2 separate regions of the Mus musculus genome follow, and region 1 is linked to region 2. Evidence: chromatin contacts called from ENCODE Hi-C or POLR2A ChIA-PET data. All regions are on one chromosome and are shown on one strand. Each heading gives the region's core, a stretch centred on a gene start or an enhancer-like site at or near the end of the contact. The rest is flanking DNA. Distances are from core to core; before and after follow the strand shown. Region 1 overlaps Slc12a7 (solute carrier family 12, member 7). Region 2 holds the start of Slc12a7 (solute carrier family 12, member 7).

Region 1 (4,362 bases), core at 932-3,431, 40 kb after region 2:
TTGTGACAGGAAACCTCCAGCCCAAGCAGAAACAGAACAAATAGTGTCACCAGTTTCTCATGTCCATCTACAGCCTCTGCTGTCCTCACAAGGCCAGGCAGGGTCCTGCCACCTCCAGTGTTCAGCTACCCAGATTGTCAGAAACCTTTTTTACTCCTCTCTCTATATTTGTGGATCTTACCTAAGGCTCCATCGTAGCTGCCGTGTCTTGGTGTCACCCTTTTCTCTGGAGGGGTTGATCAGCGAGCATTTTTCTTATGGCTATCCTTATCTGGTCTTGCTTGTGCGTTCAGGCTTCCTGCTGTCTGTGTGTCTCTAAGCTGCATCCCAATTTCTGAGTCCAGTCCATTCTGGGTGGACTGTGGAGTGGACTCTGTGGAGTGTATTCTGAGGACTGACTGTGGGCATTGGTGGTAATGACTATTGATAACTCTGGTCTGGAGTGACAATCTTGTGGCTTTTTCAGTGATGACATTACTTGCCCGGCCTGCCTGTCAGGCAGCTTTGAGATTCGGCAAGATCAAAGAGGACAAGAGAAGAGATGGATCGTTTTCTTGCTCCTCCAAAAGAACCAGCAGTTGCCCCTTAGAATGTGGAGCCTCCGATCCGAACCCTGGCTGCTGCTGACTGCAAACCCACGAATTTAAACATCATAGCTCTAGTCCTTACGGATGGGTGGTTTTCTGTCTTGTCCTTTGGTGTCTGACCTGTAGCTGGTCTGAGGGGCATTTTGTTATGGGAGAGAGAGTGGCTCTGTCTTGGAGGTGCTCTTGTTTTTATCTGTGATATTTCTTGGGTACAAAAAAGGCCAGCATCTGCTTTAAGCAATGGTATGCTCATGTCCTTTCCTGGTGTCTCCTCTACACTTTAGAGGGGATCTCTGGAGTTAAGGCCACCCTTTGGACAGATTCGAAGGGTGTGCATGGACTCTTGTTTGTTATCTGATGTCACTGGCAGAACATGGGGAAAGGTATTTGTGTTGAAGTGAGTGCCTGCTGGGGACCCTCTGACTCTGGTTTCAATCTCCATTCTGATAAGAAATGAGAAGAGTATCTGTGGCCGGGCGTGGTGGTACATGCCTTTAATCCCAGCACTTGGGAGGCAGAGGTAGGTGAATTTCTGAGTTCGAGGCCAGCCTGGTCTACAAAGTGAGTTCCAGGACAGCCAGGGCTACACAGAGAAACCCTGTCTCAAAAATCAATCAATCAATCAATCAATCAATCAATCAATCAAACAAACAAACAAAAACCAAAGAGTTCCTGTGGCTATCTCATGTATGTCTGTTAGATTAATTTATATTCTGTAGTGCTGGGGTGGGACCCAGGACCCCATATGTGCTAGACAAGTGCTCACTCAGCCACTGAGCCACACTCAAACCCTGGTTGGATGATTTTAATCTCTATTTGCTTTTAGGCAGAAGGTTCTAAAGAATCTGAATCAGGAACATGTGTTGAGAAACAGAAGCCAAGTATTCGCCTCTCCTGGTACCCATAGGAAAGGTTTAGCATTGGAATTAGTCATTTTTATTGATCAGCAAAAGCCAGAAGGAGCTGCCCAAGGGTCCACCTGCCCCTCCTGCCTGATGGAGCTCTGCCCTTTAGTCGGACTATCAGTAGTAATATTAAACGAAGACAGTTTGGGAAAGCCATTCATTTTAAGTGATCAGAGCTTGTGTAAGAAGCTTGTTCTGGGCATTTCCTTACTATGTCAGGGTTAATATCACTTTCCCTCTACTGCAGCATTTGCATGAAAGGGCTTGAGGGTTTGAGTCACCCTATCCTTCCCTAACTAAGGGTCCTGTCTTCCTCTTCTGTGAGGTTTCCCTGCCCACAGTGGCTTTGGCAGATGTGCCAACTTCTTATCTGGACCAGATTCCTGCCTGGTCAGGGCTCTGTCCTCTAAAACCTTAGGCTGGGCAGGCGATTCTCTAGCAGTAAGGCAAAAACTAAGATCCAGCTCCAGCTCTTTGGGTCTAGCCTGGGGAAAGCAATGTTGCAGCCTTTGTCAGGGACACAGGCATCACAAAGCCAGGGCAGGGGTGTGTAGGTACCGTGTACGGTAGGCATATCCTTCTGGTCAGTCCTCCGCAGTGTTCCTCTGTGCTGTGACCTTTAGCCAGCTTCAGCCCATAGGAGGACAGAGTAGCCCTGCCACACACATGCCATCGAGCTGAGTCAGCCTCTCCAGTACTTCTCCTATGAAACCCCCATCATGGGCACTGTCCTTCCTGCCTGGGAGCAGCTGTGTCCCTGTGACCACGCCTCCCGCCTGGGCTGCCTCTCAATCACTGGCATGTTCCCCTTTTAGGACAGTGTGTTTAGATTGTTTCTGAATTACGCAGAATTCTATAAGTGGAACATGTTCCTCTTGTGAGCCTGGTCTACCCTAGATGGCTGGCTGGTGGTTGGTGGAGGTGAACACAAAGCAAGGGTAGAGGTGAAAGGATGGCTGGGAACCGTGTGTATTGTCAGTACAGCTTTAGTTGTGGAACTGTAGTGCAGGGCAGTCATTGTGGGACCAATATAGGAGGCAGTCGAAATCAGGCAAAGGAGGGAGAATAGTGAGTCTTGTGACCAGTGGAGCAAACCTAGACTAGGTGAAGTCTAAATTTGAGGTATGGGCAGAGTGGGCTCAAATCACTTTCTCCCTCTTCTGGCTTTGCTGGGGGGGGGGGGGGCTCCAGGCATTCCTAGGCTTAGCCTGTCTCCACATGGCTGCCTTCCTTCTCAGATCTCTCTTTCCTCCGTCTTGTCTGAGTTACTTGTTACTGAGTTCAGGGTCCCATTGAACAGTTAGGATACTTTTTCCAAATAAGGCCATGTTTCCCCATTTTGGCTGTAGCACGGTCAAAACGAACCCCTCTTGGGAACACCATTCAACCCGTCACTGTCCTCGTTCCCCAAACACATCTCCCTCCCACGCAACTACATTCGTTGCACTGCAGTCTCCAAAGTTGTAAGCATCAACAAGTCTGGACCTCGTCACAGGCCACACCGAAACGGACTCCTCTCTGTGCTTATTACCAAGAGATGTGGAAAAACGTTTGCCTGACGGTGACCACATGGTCTTCCTGATCTAAAAGGGAGAGCGAGCGCAAAGGCATGAGGGTCACCGTCCACATAAGTGTGAAGTCTAGTAGGGCTGTTCCTCTAGGTACCATCAGATACCCTGCACCCAACAGGACCTAGTAGGCTGCCTGCTGTAGAAGGACAGCATCCCTAGGCTGTTGACTCGTGAATGGTGTGTCCTGAGTCGTAGCGTACAATCTCTCTCTCCATTGTCCCTAAGCAGCTCTGGGGAGGGAAGAGCTGTCCTGGTAGATGCCTGACATAGTGATGGAATGACGGGAGTGGACAGGTGTGGAGACTGACATGGTGGCTTGTCTGATAGCCCTTACTGGAGCATTCCATTCCCTCAAAGGCTGTTAAAGTCGGTCCATGAAGCATGGCCCATGAGTGTTGGATGCTTATTCTTTTTAAAAGATTTATTGATTTTTATTTGTATGAGTACACTGTAGGTGTCTTCAGACACACCAGAAGAATATGTGTGGGGCTGCCTCACTGTAGGGACGAAGGGCATGTTGTCCCTGGCATGTGTCTTAGCATCCTGTACTAACACCTGCCTCCACAACTCCCACAGAATATCCGGTCTCTGATGAGTGCAGAGAAGACGAAGGGCTTCTGCCAGCTGGTGGTGTCCTCCAACCTGCGAGATGGTGCGTCCCACCTGATCCAGTCGGCTGGCCTCGGTGGCATGAAACACAACACTGTCCTCATGGCCTGGCCAGAGGCTTGGAAGGAGGCAGATAATCCTTTCTCCTGGAAGAACTTTGTAGGTGGGTGTGGCAACCATGCCCATCCCAAGTGTTACTGTCACACTAAGTGTATGGCCAGAAAATATAGACTTGGGGCCTTGGAATGTGCTGGCCAAGTTGTTAGTTACAGAAAAAGCAAATGGCAGGTTTGCATTCTTGAATACTCTCCTCTCATGCCCAAGCCCAGTCCCCATGTGGGGATTTTCCTAGAATGTGACACACTGTCCTCTGGAGATGATGGAATAGCTCTGATATGGAAAGTTGTTCTTTGATGCCTCCCCGCCACCCCCTGGTTAGATGACTTCATGGGACCATGCCTACTTAGCTTGTGACAGTCTTCCCACTGTCTGGAGGGAAGCTAGCTCCCTGCTCATCCCCTCATGAGACCCCATGGTCCAGCTGGCCCTTGGTAACTTACCCATGGATACCTTTCTCCACAGACACAGTCCGTGACACTACAGCAGCACATCAGGCCTTGTTGGTGGCCAAGAACATTGACTTATTCCCACAAAACCAAGAGCGCTTCAGCGACGGGAACATTGATGTGT
Region 2 (4,419 bases), core at 1,303-3,802:
ACTATCTTGAACAAAAGGAAGAAGGTGCACAGCACAAGCCAGCACACACACACACACACACACACACACACACACACACACACATGCTCACACATCACACTTGGAGAGGGAGGTAGGGAGGGGGCACAATGGACCAAGTGATGCACATCTCATTGCAGCTTGAGAAATTTTACAGTCTAGTGCTCATTGAATAACATGTTCTCAGAGTTTCCCAGTCTCTAACCTCTGCATGCGTGGTCTCATGTCAAGAAAAATGTAGTTTCATAGGTTGAGTATTTATGCATCAGATTTTGGGGTCCTGTCTGGAGCAGGTATAAAGTACAGTTTCATTCCGTTTTTGGTAATCCTTGGAGTCAGCAGAACATCACATCCTTCACATGTGTAGGGAGGTGTGGTAGCTGATGTACTGCCTGTCCACTGGTTCTGTGCGCGCTGCTTACTTTCTTTCAAGTTAAAATACCTGGTGCGACATTGGTCCTGAGGCTCTCCATACTGCGCTGATGGAAACCTTGCATCTCAACTTTGTGGGGATTAAAACATTCCCATAGGCTACTCTGCCCTGTTCCATGGGCTCTTCCTTCTCTAAGTCACCAAGCTCACAGGGCACCCCCTCCCCACTCAAGCTCCCAGTGGACCTGAGTGTATTGACAATAATCTTCCTTAGCTTCACCGGGTACAGCGTTCAGTGTTGTCTGAGTTCCCAGCCTGTGGATATCATGCCACAGTAATAGACCTTGCTGGTGTGCAGTCAGCCAGAAGAAATGGGGCTGAGAGACAGGCACATTTGTAAAAAGGACTATAGCTGGGCATGTCTGTACATGTATGTAATCCCAGTACTTGGGAGGTAGAGGCAGGAGGATCAAGAATTCAGTCATCTTTGGCTCTATATCAAAATTTGAGGCCAACCTGGGCTATGAGACCCTGTCTTTAAAAACAATAGAGGGGGAGGGCAGGGAAAGTGACTGGGGGCTATGGCTTTTTGTAAGATGTGTTGGGTATGATACCAGGGTCTCTGAAATGGTAGGAACCCTCTCCTACTGAGCCTAAGTTTCAAGTGTTTGCCAGTCTGGAGGGTGTTCTGAGGAGGAGAAGGTGGTCACTATTTCCACCTAAGGTCCAGCTGAGCAGGGGAAACAGGTGATAGCCCTTCCCTATTTGCTATGGATAGCTCCTGGAGGGAGGTGGGGTGACAGTATGATCTGAGCAAGTTGTGCCCTATCCCCCATAGGAGCTGGAAACTGTATAAGAGGCCATTCCTGAGTGGCCCATGTTTCCCCCAAGCTCCTTCCTGGCAGAGGGCAGAAAGCCGGCCATACTGGGTACAGTTGGGCTTTCCCAGAAATGGCTTTTCTGAGTTAGTTTCAAAATGTTTTATTCTCATCGGTAGGATATGCAAATCCCTTTAACTCCCGTATCTCAGCCTATCCCAGCGGTGTCACTGGTCCGGCAGCTGCCTTCCAGTCCGTGTCCCTGATTGAACTGGGCCAGGCCACCTGGCTGGCCCTGTTCCACAGGTTGTGAGCAGCTCTAGGCATATCACCTGTGTTTCTCTTTGACCATCTAAAACAGTTTTGGGTGACTTGTTGCACCTGGGGGCTATGGCTTTTTGTAGGATGTGTTGGGTATGATACCCTAACATTTTAGTTCCATTCTCTCTTGAAGAATATTTGTTTCCAGTTTTTCACCAGTCTTTCATTGAAAATGCACAAGGTCCTGAAATTCCGGAAGATCTGTGACTTCCACCATGTGGTGTTCTGGAACTCTTTGCTCGGATCTTCCTGTCACTACTACCTTCGGAATTTACCTGCCCTTGGAGCCAAAGGGAGGAACTGCCACCCTCCAAGTTTGGGCTGCAAGGGTTCCCCAGGTTGGATCGTGGAACACTCCTGCCAGCAGGTACAAAGAGTCTCGGGCTTGGCTGGCTAGGCCTGTCCCAGAGCCCAGTGACCTTCTTGGGTGGGATTACTTAACCCCAGGGTGCACAGCGTCCCCTGATTGGCCATTACTCCCTGGCCTAGGTTAGCAGCCTGACCTGGTCAGGGCCTGGGCCCAGATCACCAGCGTTGGTGGAGATGAGGAGCTGCAAACTGAGAGAAAGGAGCCATGACCTGTGGGGTGGTGGGAGAAGAGCCCCACGGGAGTTTGGAATGAGAATGGAAGAACTGAAGCTGTGGAAGTGGTGAATGACAGGCTCTTGGAGGGCGGGAGGGCTCTGAGCCTGTGTTGTGAGTAGGAATGGGAGGAGGACGCGGTCCTGCGGGGAGGAACTGGTGTCTCTTATGCTGAGGGAGGTCTGCATCTGTGGGCAGTTCATTCAGCGGTGGCCTCTAGGGGTTGGGTTTGTGCGTACCGAGTCCTTGAGGGTACAGGGCTCTGGCGGGGCAACCCTGAGACTGTGGCTACAGGGGCGGAGTTTTAAGGGGTGGAGCGTCTGGTGGGCGTGGTCGTTCCGGAAGCCTCCCGACCCCGCCCCGGGCAAACTTTTCCCGAGCCGTGGGGGCGGGCAGGTGAGGTCACGTGGCGGGCAAGGGCGGGCCGGGCGGACCCCGCCCCTACGCCGGAGTCCGGCGGCTGCTCTGGAGCAGCGTGTGGCTGCGAGGGACAGCAGAGTCTAACGGAGCCATGCCCACGAACTTTACGGTGGTGCCGGTGGAGGCGCGCGCCGACGGCGCCGGGGACGAAGCTGCTGAGCGCACGGAAGAACCCGAGTCTCCCGAGAGCGTGGATCAAACCTCCCCTACGCCGGGTGAGCTTGGCCGCACCTGCAACGGGACAAAGGCAGAGGCTGGGCCCTTCTGCTGCCGCTGGGCCGCTCTGACTCGTTGGTTGGCGGCGGCCCGCGCGGCGCGTAGCGGGGCGATGGGAAGGGGTCAGAAGGGCCAACTGGTATCTGCCTGGCTCGGAGGAGTGACCCGAGACCGGGAGAGGATTCTTGGGCTGGTGGTTTGTTGGCCCTGTTCGTTCAGTTTCTTGAATTCAGTGCTCTGCTCCTTGCTTGAGGCGCCCGCTGCATATCTCCCTGTTGGCCTGACTCAGTCAGCCCTGGGGGCGCGGTTCCCACCTCTCTGCATGGCCTGACTGGAGCATCGAGGCTGGAGCACCGGAAACTACTTGGTTTGGCAACTCTGACGGGACTAGGGAGGAGTTGCAGAGCTACTGGAGGTACCTATGGAACGGGAAGGCCCAGGTGTCTAGGTGGTACCTGGGAGAGCTGGAGGTACAGACCCCTGGATGGGTGATCTCACTGACGGACAGCTTCCTCTGGGCAAGCTTTCTTTTGCTCCAGGATGGCCCAGTGTGGTCAACCGATAAATCCGACTGGGATCCCAGATCTGCCTCCACTGACCTTGGACCAGCCAAACTTCCCTTGGGATCTTAGAGGAAGGACAGAGGCCCGTGTAAGCCTGGGGAGGGGGCTGCGCACTCTGAGCGCGGGCTTCTCTTTGCTGCTCTTTGTTCCTTGGATCCGGAGCTCTCTGGCACTTTCACTTTCCACGGGGTGGTGATGGGCCTGGGAATCTCTCTCCATCCTACTTCTCAGCACCCTCTCTGCTGATGGCAAGTCACCTTGAACTGACTGCTTCCTCCCTGTTCCAACTCTCTTCTAGACCTAGATCCTAATAGGCCCTAATAGGTGAGAGGACCCAGCACAGACCTACAGCTGCAGCTGGCCTTGCACCTACCCCAAGTTTTACATTGGAGGTTTGGGCTCCAGGTTCTGGGTCTGGAAGGAAAAGAGGGTGCAATCCTCAAGAGATGGACGGATCTTTTATATATGGCATCAGAGCTTTTGCTGCTCAGAATACAGGCAGTAGAAACTGCGCTTCCTCTAGTCCATACTTTTAGGAGCCTGCATTCATAGACTAGGAGTGCTGGCCCGGAAGTGGCCTAGCCCAGGTCCGCAGCCTGCCTGTCTCACTCTGTGACCCTCTCCATGAGATGCTGGACTGTCCAGCTTTCTCTGCACAGACAAAGCATTCTATGTCTCAGGGCTGCTGCCTGGCTAAACACATAAAATCAGTTGTAAGGTGGAGGCAGAATCTAGAAGTCCAAACTCAGTGTCCATCAGCCAGGGAAGTGTGAAGAGGGTCAGCAGCATCACAGAGACCCCCAGAGTAGAGCCCCCAAAGCCCTTCCTGGTGCCCAGTGGCCTGAGACAGACAATTCTACAATTCTGCAGATGTCCTATATGATTAGTGTCTCAGGCAGAGGTAATTTTCCTTTTGATTCATTTCTTGTTCCCTACAGTATCAGGACTCTCAAGTGGTGCCTGACGCCAGTCAGGGCTGAGGATTCAGCTTCTAGGAAGGGAAGTGACTGTCTGGCTTCCTGAAATTTGCACTGTTAACAAGAGGACAAGCATGCACTTTTAATTCCTTAGTTGTCTTGAGACGAGGTCTTATGCGGCCTTGAATTCAA

What was found. A loop is a pair of places that touch in the nucleus more often than their neighbours do. ChIA-PET counts read pairs that join two places held with the same protein, here RNA polymerase II (POLR2A).
Region 1: a map of heart shows a loop between it and region 2 (1.8-fold over the local background). The contact joins the enhancer-like site here to the promoter of Slc12a7 in region 2. A Hi-C loop is called at or near these places in 3 of 37 maps with a recorded cell type or tissue (CH12.LX and heart). POLR2A ChIA-PET finds 5 or more read pairs at or near these places in 3 of 5 experiments (Patski and embryonic stem cell).

Annotation. Positions count from the first base shown.
Region 1 is chr13:73,801,775-73,806,136 of GRCm38, forward strand. Slc12a7 (solute carrier family 12, member 7) reads left to right here. Exons shown (of 24, transcript NM_011390.2): 18 at 3,640-3,835; 19 at 4,255-4,362. Among named protein-coding and RNA genes, the nearest start is that of Slc12a7, 40 kb to the left of the region's middle. Within about 2 kb of position 2,182, at least 1 of the 3 ENCODE cell types and tissues checked has a DNase peak (open chromatin) inside an H3K27ac peak, as active enhancers do; it is heart, where a contact is called at or near this core.
Region 2 is chr13:73,761,145-73,765,563 of GRCm38, forward strand. Slc12a7 (solute carrier family 12, member 7) reads left to right here and starts at 2,553. Exons shown (of 24, transcript NM_011390.2): 1 at 2,553-2,746. The coding sequence starts at 2,623.